3 separate regions of the Homo sapiens genome follow, and all the other regions are linked to region 3. A link is an interaction called in ENCODE POLR2A ChIA-PET data of the cell type or tissue named here. Cell type or tissue: MCF 10A. All regions are shown on one strand.

Evidence for each region. ChIA-PET counts read pairs that join two places held together with the same protein. Peaks named below come from ENCODE experiments on the same cell type or tissue, not always from the same donor. Only the 100,000 strongest peaks of a DNase experiment are listed, where the experiment ranks them.
Region 1: POLR2A ChIA-PET joins it to region 3 with 5 read pairs; 3 of 35 experiments call an interaction of 5 or more read pairs at or near these places.
Region 2: POLR2A ChIA-PET joins it to region 3 with 5 read pairs; 2 of 35 experiments call an interaction of 5 or more read pairs at or near these places.

Annotation. Positions count from the first base shown.
Region 1 is chr1:221,414,787-221,419,786 of GRCh38, reverse strand. The region is part of intron 3 of LOC105372932 (a long non-coding RNA gene); the gene reads right to left. Among named protein-coding and RNA genes, the nearest start is that of LINC02817, 81 kb to the right of the region's middle. In MCF 10A, no CTCF peak of the experiment used is centred here; no DNase peak of the experiment used is centred here.
Region 2 is chr1:221,370,592-221,375,591 of GRCh38, reverse strand. The region is part of intron 2 of LOC105372932 (a long non-coding RNA gene); the gene reads right to left. Among named protein-coding and RNA genes, the nearest start is that of LINC02817, 37 kb to the right of the region's middle. In MCF 10A, no CTCF peak of the experiment used is centred here; no DNase peak of the experiment used is centred here.
Region 3 is chr1:221,313,897-221,318,896 of GRCh38, reverse strand. The region is part of intron 2 of LOC105372932 (a long non-coding RNA gene); the gene reads right to left. Among named protein-coding and RNA genes, the nearest start is that of LINC02817, 20 kb to the left of the region's middle. In MCF 10A, no CTCF peak of the experiment used is centred here; DNase peaks (open chromatin) are centred at 2,306 and 3,426.

The sequences.
Region 1 (5,000 bases), 100 kb before region 3:
CACTATTAACATCTTCATTCTAAACACAACTCTCACCTAAGTGATAGAGCCTGGATAGTTACAGTATGGACAGAGAAGGAGTGCCTTGTTACCCCAGGATGGGTGGCTGCAGTTGTACTCGTCTCTGCCTGGGGGAGGCTGCCTACTGGCTTTGATTATAGGAGCCAACACTGGGGATCTGGGCCAAGTTCCACTCTCGCATGTAGGAAGCACACCTTCTGCTGCCTTTTTCTGCTGCCTTTATGAAAAATCATGGGTATTAATATCATAAATCTCAGTGATTGCTTAGACAGTCTTGCATATTAGGGCCCCATTGTTAGTTTGCACTTTGCTCAGACCTTGCTCTAATGCCGGGCTTCTTTCAAATTATTTTGGCAGGTGTGTTGGCTGTTCAGCAGTTATTGGGAAAAAGAATGAGGGAAACAGAGACTAGGCTCTCACTTCCTTCTACAGTTCTGTGGCCTGCCCTGTCCCCTGTGCTACAAACCAGATTGGGAGGGGTGAGGTTGGCATCTGGGCCTGGAAGTAGAGAGTGAGAAAGGACTTACAGATTATCCTATCCCCTCATCCCAGTTGACCTGAAACTTAATTTGCCATTACATTTCCCCACATATTCATAGTGATTATATTCCTCAGATGTTCTGAAATGATCCCAGTGGAAAATAGCCCATTCTATTGTTCTTAAGAGAACATTTATATTTATATTTATAAGAGAACCTAAATTTAGGACAAACCTAAATTTGGAGACTGTTTCCATAATATCTTCACTCTGCTACAGGCTTAATAGATAATTTCTACCGGTATTTGTACTCATTTGAGTTGAAATTAGTTACAATGCAGAGTTTCAATTGATACACATTCTAGTCCTCTGGGACCTGAGCTCTCTTCCTTCTCTTTTGACTTTCAAAGACATGATTTAGGGTGGTGAGTCTAGGGACCAAGAGAAGTGAGGAACAAAAAGAGACGGATCCCCTGTGCAGACTATGAATTTGCTTTTTTCTCACCCAGGACACCCTCCCTCATTGGACATGGCCCGCCCAGGCTTGGCCAGGTTGCCAGGCTTTAAGGATGGTATCCTGGACATGAGAATTGCTCCAGACTCATCCTCTCCCTGCTACCTGTGCCTTTGTGTCTTCTATCACCAGCTGATTTCAGATTTAGCCACAGTTAGAATCCTCAAGCACTTGATAGCTTTGTCCCTTTCATGCCAGCATTTAATTCTGGTGTATCTGGAATCCAGCTTGAATCACAGCTTAGGAATCCACATATCAGACACGCTCTCCCCACCATGATTTCCCCAAGACTTCACTCTACTACCATCCAGAAATTCAGGAAAGAGATATAACTACTGCATATCTGACTTGAATGATATGGTAGAATTGTCCACTGGGCAGTTAAAGTGTGCATACTGATTGAAGCTTATTTTTCACTCTTATTTTGCTGTTCCACTAGTATTTTAAGCTGCCAAAGAAACCTCTTTCAGCTGTTCTTTTCCCAAACCACTTTAACAGCAGTTGCTTCTGTGACCAGATAAAAATTCATAAAAATTAATCCAGTCTGTTTTCCAAATTGGCTTGCAATTTGCATTATTATCAGAAATATATGAGAACATCCTTTTTTATCACATCTCTGCCAGCAGTAAGTATTATGATTCTTTTTAATTTTTTGGTAGTGTGGTAAGTACAAAGTCATAGCACATCATTACTTTAATTTGCTGGTTTGTGGCTTCTACAGAATTTGAGCATATTTTCATGTGTTTGGCGGCCATTCGCATATAATTTTCAATGAGTTGCATGTAACTTTTCTTTACTCAATTTTCTAGCAATTAATAAAAGCTATTTGGATATTATAATAATTATTTATCTTGCCTACTATTTGCATTATAAACATTTCCCCAAAGTACACATTGTTGAAATTGCTCATATTTTTCCACACATATTTTTAACTTAATTTAGTAAATTTAATTTTATTTAAAGTTTTAATTTAAAAATCAAGTGTCATTTAATTTAAAACATCCATCTTCCCGTTTATAGAGTTTCTTTTCTTTTTTTTTTTTTTTTTTCTTTTTGAGATGGAGTCTCGCTCTGTCACCCAGGCTGGAGTGTAATGGTGTGATGTCAGCTCACTGCAATCTCTGCCTCCTGGGTTCAAGTGATTCTCCTGCCTCAGCCTCCTAAGTAGCTGGGATTACAGGCATGCATCACTATGCCTAGCTAATTTTCCTATTTTCAGTAGAGACAGGGTTTCGCCATGTTGGCCAGGCTGGTCTTGAACTCCTGATCTCAAGTGATCCACCTGTCTTGGCCTCCCAAAGTGTTGGGATTACAGGCGTGAGCCACCACCACCAGCCTTAGAGTTTCTAGTTTTAATCAAGATACTTCTCTTACCTCTAGGTTCACCTGGGATCTCCCAAATATGCAATCTCACTTCTAAGAATCTGTCTTATAAGAATAAAAACACCAGGACATAATGATATTTTCAAAAGGATATTATTTTACCATGTTTCAGTAAGTATAAAATAAAATATAAAAATAAATGTCCATCAATAGGGAAATGATGAAATAAATTATGGTAGACAAGCACTGTTAAATGAAGAAAGAAAGTTATAATGGTTGTCTTGAAAAGACTTCTCAGGAAATATTTTTGAATGACAAAAGCAAGTTGTAGGAAATTATGTGTTACATGAATCCATACTTATAAAACAAAAATGCCAGAAATGTATGTGGGAATATGTGTAATACATATGTGTTTATATCCTTTCTCTCTCTCTCTCTTTTTAGAGACAAGGTTTTGCTGTGTCACCCAGGCTGGGATGCAGTGGTGCAATCATAAATCACTGCAGGCTTGAACTCCTGGGCTTAAGTAAGCCTCTCACCTTAGCCTCCCAAGTAGCTGTGACCATAGGCATGTGCCACCACATCCAGCTAATTTAAATTATTTTTTGTTTGTAGAGACAGGATCTTGTAGTGTTGTCTAGACTTGTCTCAAACTCCTAGCCTCAAGTAATCCCTCCACCTTTATCCCCTAAAGCACTGGGATTACAGGTGTGAGCCACCATGACCAGCCTGTTTATGTCTTTATATCTGTATAAACTTAAAAAATATGGAAGGTCATATGCTGATAGGGATGGAAAGCACTACTGGGGAGGTGGGGAAAGAAGAAGATGGAGGAGAAGAGAATAATAAAATAATTAGGAAAGATTGTATTAAAGACAAGTATAAAAATTACAATACCCACTTCAAAAATCAGCTACATTTTAAATCTTTGTTTCCTTGAATGCCTCAGCTTACTATAAAATTCACCCTTCATTTATTTTCAACATGTCGTCAAGGACACAAAACGAGATTATGTAGTCGATAATAAGAGTATGGTGAAATAGAAAAAACTTAGGCTTAGCTCAGCTTACAGGTATCTGGTGACTTGTATTAGTCACTGTCTCTTGACACCCAGAATAGTTCTAATGATCTGCAGATCTAATGATCTGCAGATCTAATGATCTGCAGGTCCTTCCCAGCTTCACCCGTTCCTCATCTATGATCTAACCCAGGATTTCTCAGGGGTGTCACTATTGACATCTTGGGCCAGGGTTCCTTGCTGAGTGGGTGGGTGGGGTGGGAGGTGCAGTCCTGTACATTGTAGGATGCTAAGCTGCCACATCCTTGGTCTCTGCCTAATAGATGCCAGACGTCACTCAGTGGTGACAACCAAAAAATGTCCCTTAAGGGTGCAAAATCACCCCCAGTTTTGGACCATTAATCTAATTTGAATGATTATTATATCCTTTTCCTGAAATTTATTTTCTCTGTTAACTGAAAAGAACACTGCTCAAAATTCCTTTGAAAACTGACCTCTGAATTATTTGTCCTTTATTTTGATTAAGTGTGTGTCACCTTATCATTTGTGTGAGAGAGATATGAGCTTGTTGTTTTCCTCTCTGTATTACACAAACAAGTTATAATGACTCATTCATTAAAGGCACAGGGAAGCTCAGCCTTCAGGTGCTCGGGGAATGTTCACAATAAATCACAATGATCTGAATTGTTTTGAGTGACTATTATATGGCTAGGGAACAATGACTTCAACTTTGTTTTTTAATGAGGGAAGTTCCTTTCTATTTTTTTTGCTTTATTTCTACAATAATCACGTGTACACAAGAACTGCTTTATTCTTTATTGCACTATATTTTCTTAGAATTCTGGGCTTTAACGAAAGTGATACTCCAGGATAAAGGAATAAATCAGGAGCCTAAAAAACCATAGGCTTTGATGGTTTTGCTTTAAGGTAGTGTCTGAGTTTGGAAAGTCCAGAGAGCTCTGGAATTCTGAACAGCTCAGTTGTTACAACCTGAGGAAAATTCTCCAAACGTCATACATGGATTAATCCCACTCAAGGATACTCCTGGATTTGTCTAGGTCATGACTTTCAAGCAGTTTTCTCAGATAATCAAGAAGCACAAAGGTCTACAAAACCATCATGTTGACAACACTGATTGTGTGATTTTTGTGTGCGCAAATGTAATCTGAGACTTGGTTTTGTCATAACCTGTTAACGAGGTTGAATGGAAGTGACCAACCCCATGACCTCCAGCAAGTTGGTGGCTACTGAGATTTTTTTAAAGAACTTAATTATTCCATAAAACCAAATAGCTTAGACCAGTTCACAACACCAGCAAAAGTTTTTTATGTTTATATCCATCTAAAAACACCATTCATTCATTCATTTAATAAAAATTGTCTAAGTACCATGTGCCAGGCATTAGGCTGGGGATACCGTGGTGACAACATTCTCCCTGCCCTTGTGGAGTTTAAACTCTAGTGCAGTAAAGAGACATTAATGACTTACTGTCATAAATCAGTGTTCCACGTGCTGAGGCAGGAGCACTGGTGCTGTACAGGATCCGTGCTACTTACAAGGTCAGGGAAGACTTCCCCCGACGAACAAATGCTTACTCTGAGATTTAAAGGATCATTAAGAGTTAACTGAGCAACAAAAGGAAGGAA
Region 2 (5,000 bases), 57 kb before region 3:
AAGACTCAGGGGGAAAACAAAAGCCATCTATAAAGGCCTTTTAATTTCTAGCATAAGCTTCAGCTTGAGTTGTAAAGTGTATCTCATTGGTCATCTTGGATCTGAAGTCCATTCCATTCCCTAAATTCATCAGTGTGTAACTGCCACAGCTGCTAGGACTTTGGCACCTGCAGGGTACCCCTGAGAGGGTCTCTGCAAGCAGACAAATTTATAGGCAGTAAGCCTAATGGCCAAAATTTCAAGATTTGTTTTTCAAATAAGTGCATGTTAAGTGGAAAAAAAATTTTACAATAACAATGAGCCAGAGAAAGTTTCATTGGCTAAGAGGAGCCTTATGAAAAATCTATCATACAACCTCTGATTTAGAAATGTAAAGAGAAACAGATTTACCCAGATTTTAAAAAGAGGGAGAAAGAATGAAATTTTTAATGAGTGTCATATCCATGTTCAAATCAAGGACTCCTTCCGCTGTAATGATTATTTCAAATGAAGGAACATTTCTTAATTTAGAGGCTAATCCTCAGACATTGCTTTGGAGGGAAGAACATTTCTTGGGTTTAGGTCACTTTGCTTTAAATCTCTGAGGACCATAAAACCAAGTGAAGGCAAGACTGGGCTAGAAATCAGCAGAGTTGAGTTCTGATCCACCTTCTGTTGATACTTTGCTTTGAGGTCCTCAATTTCTACTCTTCAGGCTACATTTGTCACTTGGGCAGGTGGTAGGTTGGTAGCCAGACCACAGATTGGTGCCAAGATCTGAGCTCTGTAGAGATGGGCATCCCAGCCATGGCTGTTGGCACAGAAGGAAGTGGGAGGGCCTACTACTCTAGACCACGCAAAGCACCCTCCCAATGTAGTCATTGAAAGCAGCACATAGGATGTCTTTGAGCGGTTCCTTCCAATAGTTTCCAAGGGTAAGAGGCCACCGTGCTCTTCTCCCTCTCCTCTACCCAAGTGTAAATGGCTGCTTATTTCACACACAAAAGCCCTCAAGGACAAATTTTACTGAAAAAAGTCAATAGGACCTGAAGATTTTTTTTTGTCTTGAAAATTTTATGTTAAAACGTCAGAATACATTATGGTGTCAAATGGAAATCCTAGCTGCATTTCTGTGAGAAAGCAGAATGTTGCAAAAACTTTTAGGTCTTACCTAGACCCTAGACCTAGATGCAAACCTAGGTTTCAAAGCTTGTTAAGTTCCACGTATATATTGCAAAATGCCAAGTAAACAATTATTAGCATCTCTAAATTCTTCACTGCATTCTTCATACAAATTCATATTTATATCTTTAATAAGCGAAAGATGTTCTAAGTTGCATGCCATGGAAGCATATTGCCATGCACTTTTTAGTTTGAGGCTATGCAGAATAGTGAAGAAAAGCAGGATAAAAAAACACAAGGAAACTGGAATCATGGTATCTGCTCTGCTATATCCAGCCAGGTCACCTTGAGCAAGTTTCTTAACCCCTTTAACCTCAGTTTCTTCATCTCTAAAGTGGCTTTATGTCCCTACTTATCTTGGAGGTTAAAGAAGATAATATAGGGTATCATGAAACACATATTACACATCCTATATGGAATTCTATAATAATGCCGACTCATCTTTTATACCCAGAATCTCTCTGAAAAGGCAGATTTAGTGAAAGATTCATTTCATGATTGAGTCTTGATCATTTTCATTGTGAAATAATGCACACAGAGCCATTCATTAGTGAACTCCTATGCCAGGTTTCTAGACATGCAACCTCTAAGTGATAAGCTTTTAATGAGCTCATTCTCATGTTTTTCTTAGTGCTTTATTACAGCAATATCCCCTCTCTTGTGGGTCCTCTTTCCTACCTCCAGTCTCCATCAGCCCCACAGAGGTCCCCATCTCTGAGCTGGTCATTCCTCAAGAGGCACAGGCCAGGTGTTTCGTTGGTGCTCTGCTTCTGCACCCTATGATGGGGTACAATGGCTAGCATCCCAGGGGATGTAGCTCAACTCAACCTAAAGTCAAGTCTAAAAGCTGTTGAAGTATCCTGTTTTATCACTGAAATGCAGGTAAGTTCTCCATGTGACTCCATAATATATCCTCATGTTTCAAAACATTATTTCAAAATGGAAAAAAAAAAACTTTGAGTAACATTGACTTTTTTTCAGTAAAATGAACCATATTTATGCTGTAGCTAACTTTTCCCTTCCTCCAACACATTTCTCACAACCTGAGAGTATCTTTCTTAAGAATTTATTCCCAAAATGTCCTTGCAGTTCCATAAGAACTTTTCAAGCTAAAATTCTAGGAAATGGTAAGGTAAGGAAAGGAGCAGCATATGTCAAAAGGGAAAATCCTTTTGACAACTTCAGACGACCTCTGACCAACTGAGCCCAGTCGCCATGCAGCTTGGCCCACAGACTCAGTCCAGCCACCTTGGGAGGATCTGCAGGCAGCTGTCCATTTTCCCCTGGCTATGAAGGAATAATTAATCCAGAACTTAGCATTCCATCTCTGAAATGTGGTTGTCCATCGAAAGATATGTTTCTGGTGTGGCTCTGCTCACTGATATGGGAGGAGGGCAGGGAAGTGCTGGGTAGAGAGGGGCAGGGTCCCTGGTGAGGGCTCCACCCTCGGGCCTGTGCCCACAGACCTAGGGGAGGACAGGACAGGCACTCCTGTTTTCACGCCCAAATGTTGCATTTTCCAAGACCACTCTGGCCCGCCATGCCCCCAATCCTGTGCCTATAAAAACCCTGAGACCCTAGTGGGCACATACACAAGCAGCTGGATGTTGAGAGGAACAGTGGAGCAGATGAGCACACTGACAGACACCAGCAGATGCCGGCAGGCCGTAAGCAACGGGGCGACATGAAATTCAGTCAGGGGCAGTTGGAGGAGAGTCTGGATGTTAGGCGGCCTGACTCCAGGGGAAGACCAACTGCCTACTCTGTCCCCCTTCTGGCCTCCCTTTCACCTGGCTGAGGGCTACCTCCACTCAATAAAACCTTGCACCTATCCTCCAAGCCCACATGTGATCTGATTTTTCTGGTACACCAAGGCAAGAAACTGGGATGGAGAAAGCCCTCTGCCTTTGCGATAAGGCAGAGGGTCTAATTGAGCTGATTAACACAAGCCACCTGCAGACAGCTGAACTGAAAGAGCACACAGTAACACATGTCCACTGGGGCTTTGGGAGCTGTAGACACTCAACCCTAGATGCTGCCTTGAGGACGGAGCCCACATTCCCCACAATTGGTCTGCCCGTCTGCATGATCCCCCTAGGGGTTTGAGCTGTGGGGCACCAAAGAAGCAAGCCACACTCCCATGGCACGCCCTGCAAGGGGGATTAGGGAATTTTTCCCATTTCAACAGTTGAGATTCCTGCATGAAACCCCAGCCTTTGCACAACGAATTCCTCTATTCTTCAGGTAGATACTGTAGGCTCACTAAATACACTATTGGTTAGAAGAGGGCCAAGACAGAAAGTGCTAAGGGCTGAGCCCTGCCTATTGCCATGGCAGAAAAATAGCATAATGTCCAACTGATGAGGGGTCACTTGTAGCCTCCTCACATTGAAAAAAAAAATACACCACATGTGCAATGTGAAGGCAGGCCTCCATCTCCCACTGAGGTACTGCAGACAGTGTCTGCCTGCACAATCCATCTCCAGGGAATGTGAGAGGGAGGCGGAGCAGAATGGGTAATGTGAAACATAAAAAAGTACAGCTGAGACAAAGAGTTGCAATTGCAAATGGCCCTTAACCAACACCAGGCCTCATCTGCTGTTAGTGTTTGAAGTCTGTAGACAGAGGCCTGTGCCATTCCCCACTAATTTCTCATGCTGGAGCTCATCAGCAGTGGAATGCAGAAAGACTAAGCCTCTGGCTCGGGTCTGCTGTCAAGGACGAAAATCAGGTCCCTGGGAAGGGGCCATGAATGCTCTGGGTGACCCAGCTGTCTCCCGGAACAAGAGATTCAAGAGATGATCAACAGTGGTGCCCACTCAGAAAAGGGCTGTGACTGCTTTGCTAGCCTGATAAAGGAAATGCACCTCAAGAGATGAAAAGGGAAAATAGTACATTACAGAGGAGGAACAATGAGGAGTTATAGCAGCAACTTCTCAGGGATAACCTCAGAGCTCAGAAGTAAAGGGGGGTTATTTGGGTCAACTGGGAGAAGCATGTAAGCTTGGTGTGAGATGGTACATTTGGTACATTCTTATCTTCCTTGTAGAGGCATCTGCATGCAGCCTGGTGTTTTCACAAAACAAAGGGCACTCTCCCGGGAAGGGGCCATCAGTCTGAACTCTGTCCTCCGTTGGTCAGATCATACCACCACCTGAAGTCCCTGATTCAGGTCATCCTGAAGTTACTGCTAATTAATATTACTATTTGGCTAAGGTTGGACCTGAGCTGGACCAATCCACCAAACCACAGATGCTCCTCAATCTCTTCTGCATGAAGTCTCGGGATCTCAGGAGCTACCCTTATTATTCATTCTTCAAGAACTCTCCGGTGTTTAGTACAATGTTATGGCACATTTAGATTTTCTTCTTGATGTGTTAACTACAGATTTACAAAGGATTTTCCTGTGTTCAGAATCAGAAAAAGAAATAACTAGGCAAATCTAGCAAAAATGTATGTGATATTTATTTCAAACCATCTAAACTTTACTTAAACCATCTGAATTATCAAATAAAATTGGGGATGAGAGTCCTTAATTTTTACCCATTATTTTATTCATTCAACATGTATTTCTTGAGCACCTACTATATGTCAATTCTGTTCTAGTTACATATCAATGCATGATTAGAAGCATATTTGTGTAAAGTGGTATGTTTCACAACAAGCAGCATCTCAGCTCATTTGTTATGAGCAATTCCCTACAAGTAATTTAGTATATTTGTATGTTCCAGACAACCCCACATCTCCTAAAGATAATTTAACAAATAATACATTTATTTCTAGGAATTGTGTCTACACTATTAATTAGTGACTTATTGTCCAGACAAGATGGTATAGGC
Region 3 (5,000 bases):
TCCCTTTACCTTCAGCAAGCACCTCAGCTGATCAAGGTTTGTTACATGGCTGGGAGACCCAAGCCTTTATTCCTGAAGGGTCTGAGTCATTCGTTCTGCTTGGGTTGGGTTGTTGTAATTTCCCATTGACTTTAATCACAGAACATGGTAATAATGCAAGATACCCCAAGGGAGCTCCTGTATTCCAGACATACTCTTCCTTACCTCCATTGTTGGGTAGAGGTCCAACTTCCCCATTGGAAGTCGGGATTGATCACCCCAGCCAACACTGAAACTGTCTCCTTAGCTCGTTGGCATAAAAAGGCCAAAGAGGCTGGGTGGCAGTCTTAACTTTCAGTTCAATGGACTCATCATTGTGTCTCCTGGAGGAAATAATCTTCCTTCTGAAACTAAGACCTCTAGGCCAGCAGAACATAAAATCATAGAAACAGATGGCAAAAATTTTGCTGGTGGATTTCTAGCAGGTAATGGTCAGTGGTGCTCCTCCCATTTTGGTGCCACTCCCATCTTTTGATTCCTAGACCCATGAATTCTAGCTATGGGGGAAATAATACTGTATGTTGAATGCTGATCCAGGGCATATGCAGCCTTCTGAAGAGCCTTGTTCTAACCCTGCAAAGTATTGTCACTTAGCTCATGCTGTAACTGTAACTTCAAAGGGCCATTCCATAATTCCAGCAAGTCAGCTACTTCAGGATGATGGAGAACATAACAAAACTAGTGAATTCCATGACCATGAGCCCATTGTCACACTTCTTTGGCTGTGAATTGAGTTTCCTGGTCAGAAGCAATGCTGAGTGGAATACCGTGATTAGTGAATAGGCATTTTGTGAGTTCACGGATGGTAGTTTTGGCAGGAGCATTGCATACAAGAAAGGCAAATCCACATCTGGAGTAAATGTCTATTCCAGTAGGGATAAACCACTTCCCATCTATGATGGAACTAGTCCAGTGTAATCAATCTGCCTTCAGGTAGCCAGTTGATCACCCCAGAGAATAGCGCCATACAGAGGGCTCAGTGTTGGTCTCTGCTGCTGGTAGATAAAGCACTCAATGGTGACTGCAGTCAGGTTGGTGTTAGTGAGTAGAAGTCCATGTTGCTGAGCCTATGCATAACCTCCATCCTTGTTACCATGGCAACTTTGTGCATAAGCCCATTGGCCAACGAGGGGGTGGCTGAGGAAAGTGGCTGACTGGTATCCACACGTTGGGTTATCATACCCACCTGATTATTAAAGTTTTCCTCTTGTGAGTTTACCCTTTGGTGAGTATTCATTCACATGAGAAACAAATATATTCACATCTTTTACCCCTCATGGAGGTCTATACACATGTATCTTCCCCAGATTTCTTTACCACCGATTTTCCTATTATGTTCCTTCTAAGTCCCATCTGGCCAAACCATTGGCTACAGCCCATGGATCAGTATATAATCACACATCTGGCCATTTCTCTTTCCAAGCAAAGTGCATAACAAAGTACATTGCCAAAGCTCTGCCCATTGGGAAAATTTCCCTTGACCACTGTCCTTCAGGGATGTTCTAGGAAGGGACTATGGTCCTGCAGCTCTCCATTTTCAGCTGGTGCCTTCATATTGTGCAGAGCCATCTATAAATCAGTCCACAGTCTTCTTTTCCTCTTCCTCACGAGGCCATAGGTGCAGGCTGGGAGAGGGAAGGCAGGGTGGCAGGAGTAGGAACCAAGGGTATTTGGGCCACTTCTTCATGCGACTTACTTGTGCCTTCAAGACCTGCTCAGATCTGATCATATATATACCATTTCCACTTGAAGATGGAGTGCTGCTGTCCATGTTCAACTTTATGGCTTGGGGGGTCAGGTAACACCCAGAAATAATACTTCACCAGTTCTCTAGGTAATCCTTAAGCCAGTCAAGCTGACACCTAAAATTTACCATCACAGTAACTTACAAGGACAAGAGCAAAATGGATGGTTAGTTAAAAGGCACTCTGCAACAGGCTTGGAGATTGTGACTTTATGTGGATGAGAAGGCAGGCATGGGACATAGGGAAGGTGGAAGCAGCTGAAGTGAAATGAACTGAGGGTCTCTTGTCACATTTTTAGTGTTCATTTAAAACAAATGTTGAGTTGGGAAGGACCCCAAAGGGTGATATTGTTTATCTCCAAAATTCTAGGAGTGCTGACGGCATACTAGGCTGATGCAATAGCATGACAGTGTTACAAAAAATCTTTCCATGAATGATACTGGGTTTGTTGGTTTTGGGGGGTGAGTTGTTTGCAAGTAACTGTTACATGGAAATACTTTTAAACAAACAAGAACTGATTTTTATGTACCAGCTACACCTAAAACATTGCTTTTAGGTTGCACAACCAGTATTTTGAAAGGCAAGCAAATATTCAGCCAAGTTTTGTATCCACTTTCATGGAAATATTTTTAGTCTGTGGGTGAATAAGTGAGGCAATGACTACTATAGAATCTTGAGAGGCATCATATTTCTGTTTTGCCTGAAGAAAAAGGAGAGACTATTTAAATATAGTAATAATATATTTATATAGTATCTCACAGGTAATAAAGCACAATTTACATTTATTATTAAACAATCAGCCCTTAGAGCCGAACACTGACCCATTTTACAGAAAAGAAAAACGGAAATTCAGGTGAGTTACATATGCATGAGCATTATTGTTTTTATAAAATCATAAAGTTTTTAAGCTAAGGAAATTTAGCATTAGGTACAGGGAGAAATTTTGCTGTCATGTAACCTCACCAAAGGCCACAGCCAATCCTGCAGGAAGCTCTGCTGAAGCTGAAATGGCCCTGGAGAATTGTCCCAGTTGGGATGCAGGGGTACTGGCCTTTGAACCCCTACATGGAACTCACTGATAACCCTGTCCTCTTAATCATGGGCCTCATGCACCTGTAAGTGACAGAACACAAATGCACATGGCAATAAGCTATTGTGACACCATCCTACCTTACCTTGAGTATCTGTTTTCTTTGAACGGGGTAGAAATGTGGATCATTGCTTGTGTTTAAAAGTATTTTTATTTTGTGGGCAACTTTGATGAGTAAAGATAAGTTAATTCATTATTTGCAGCTACAGTAAAATATGTGCCAGGAAAAGCACATGCTCCATTATTTATTAGAAGTTCCAAAATTCCCTTTATTACCAGGAAACATTTGTTCTTGACCAAGTGTGAGCAAACTCTTAGCATGGAGGGGTGGGGACAATGCACTGATGTTTAAAAAGACATCTGTTGTTTTTCACCACCCACCATCCACTCCCCCTTTTTCTGGTACTGGTGCCCAGTCTTTCCTCCAGGAGCAAATCTTCCCGTCATTCCTTGTCATATGGTCCATCCCAGTGTCCTTCCCTTCCCCCAGCTATGGACACAGCACAAGCAATCTAAGCCAGGCTAGCCATCTCTCTCTCCGGGGAATTTAAATCTAGAGACCAGTGAGCAAAGGGTTGGAGCTGATTCATCTTATTGGTGGTTGCCCAAATAAACATTCCATTAGTTTCTTCGGTCTAAATACAGTGTTCCTGACCTTTCTGAAGCCTAAGTGTTTAACATTCTCATTGATTCTCTAAGAGATTCTGTACCCTGCTAATGCCTTGCTTTTTCTTCCTTAATTTAACCAAGATTAGTTTGTACTGCATGCACCCAAGACAGTAGCTAGTAAAAGGACTAGATTCTTTTAATCAACTAATGTTTTCTTTAATGCTATGGCATTGGAAAATATACTTGCTTTTAGTGAAGTGAAGAAACACAGAACCTTATGTGTGATTTTCTTATCTGGAAGATTTTATAAGTAAGGCTGAAGTGAGAGACCAAAAATACAGGACAGCACTACTAAACCTGTGAGTTAAAGCATGTTGTAACTATAACATTATTTTATTTTAAACAACTCAGGAATTTGGATTTTTTCTACAGGGTTTCTTTTTCTTTTCTTACACCTAGAAAAAAACCTGTAGATTAACTGATATCTGATTAAAAATGTCCTCACACTCTTACAATAGTGATATTTAGTGCATGAATTTTAATTGTTTCCAGATTGGTCTACTGAGTTGGAATTCTAAAGAGATTTTTTTTTTCTATTAGTAAGGGACAACTTTTCCCAGTATGTCATGTTTGCTTGCATCCTGCTGTGAATTGTTTAGTAAGCATAAGAAGCATTTTATCTCCGACAAGGTAGGTTGTGGAGGAAAGTTTCAACAACGAAATGATATTTCCAAACCCTTAACCTGGAATAAAACTCAATTCAATAATTCTTTATTGAGCATCTACTATGTGAAACTTGACATACTAACTTCTTTAGGTAGTTTTAAGGTTAATAAGAGAAAGTCCTGCTTTACAGAACCTTGCAAGATGCATATGAAAAGTCAAGACTGTTAGACAAAATATGGCAGGTAAATAAGTATGGGCTTCATGAAAGAGGAAGCATTTGAGTTAGGACTTGATGGATAAGTAGGATATCAGCAGATAAAGAAAAAGGATTGGAAATTCTAGAAATAAGGAATAAAATGAAGAATTACACAGTGTTGGAAAATCCAGTTGTCTGGATTATCTGGTGCATACAGGAAAGTGATGATCTACAAAGTTGCAAAAGTAAATTGGCATCGTCTTAAAGAGGGTCTTAAATGCCTGAGTGATGCTCCTGGATATATTCCTTCTTTCAGTAAGACAGGGGTGTTCACAAGAGTCTACTTAAACAATTGATTCTAGCTCCCTGGTGGTGGAAGCTGGCCCACAGGAAATAAATCAACCCCTTTGTCACCACATACAAAAATTAATTTGAGATACATCATAGGCCTAAATGTAAGAGTTAAAACTATAAAGCTTCTAGAATAAGAAAACATAGGTGTTTCTTCATGATCTTGGAGTAAGCAATGATTTTTTTAGACAAGGCACAAAGAGTATTAACCATAAAAACATTAAACAATTAAACTTTATTATAATTAAAAACTTGCTAATCAAAAGGCATCATTAAAAATGAACATCAAGCTGCAGATCTGTAG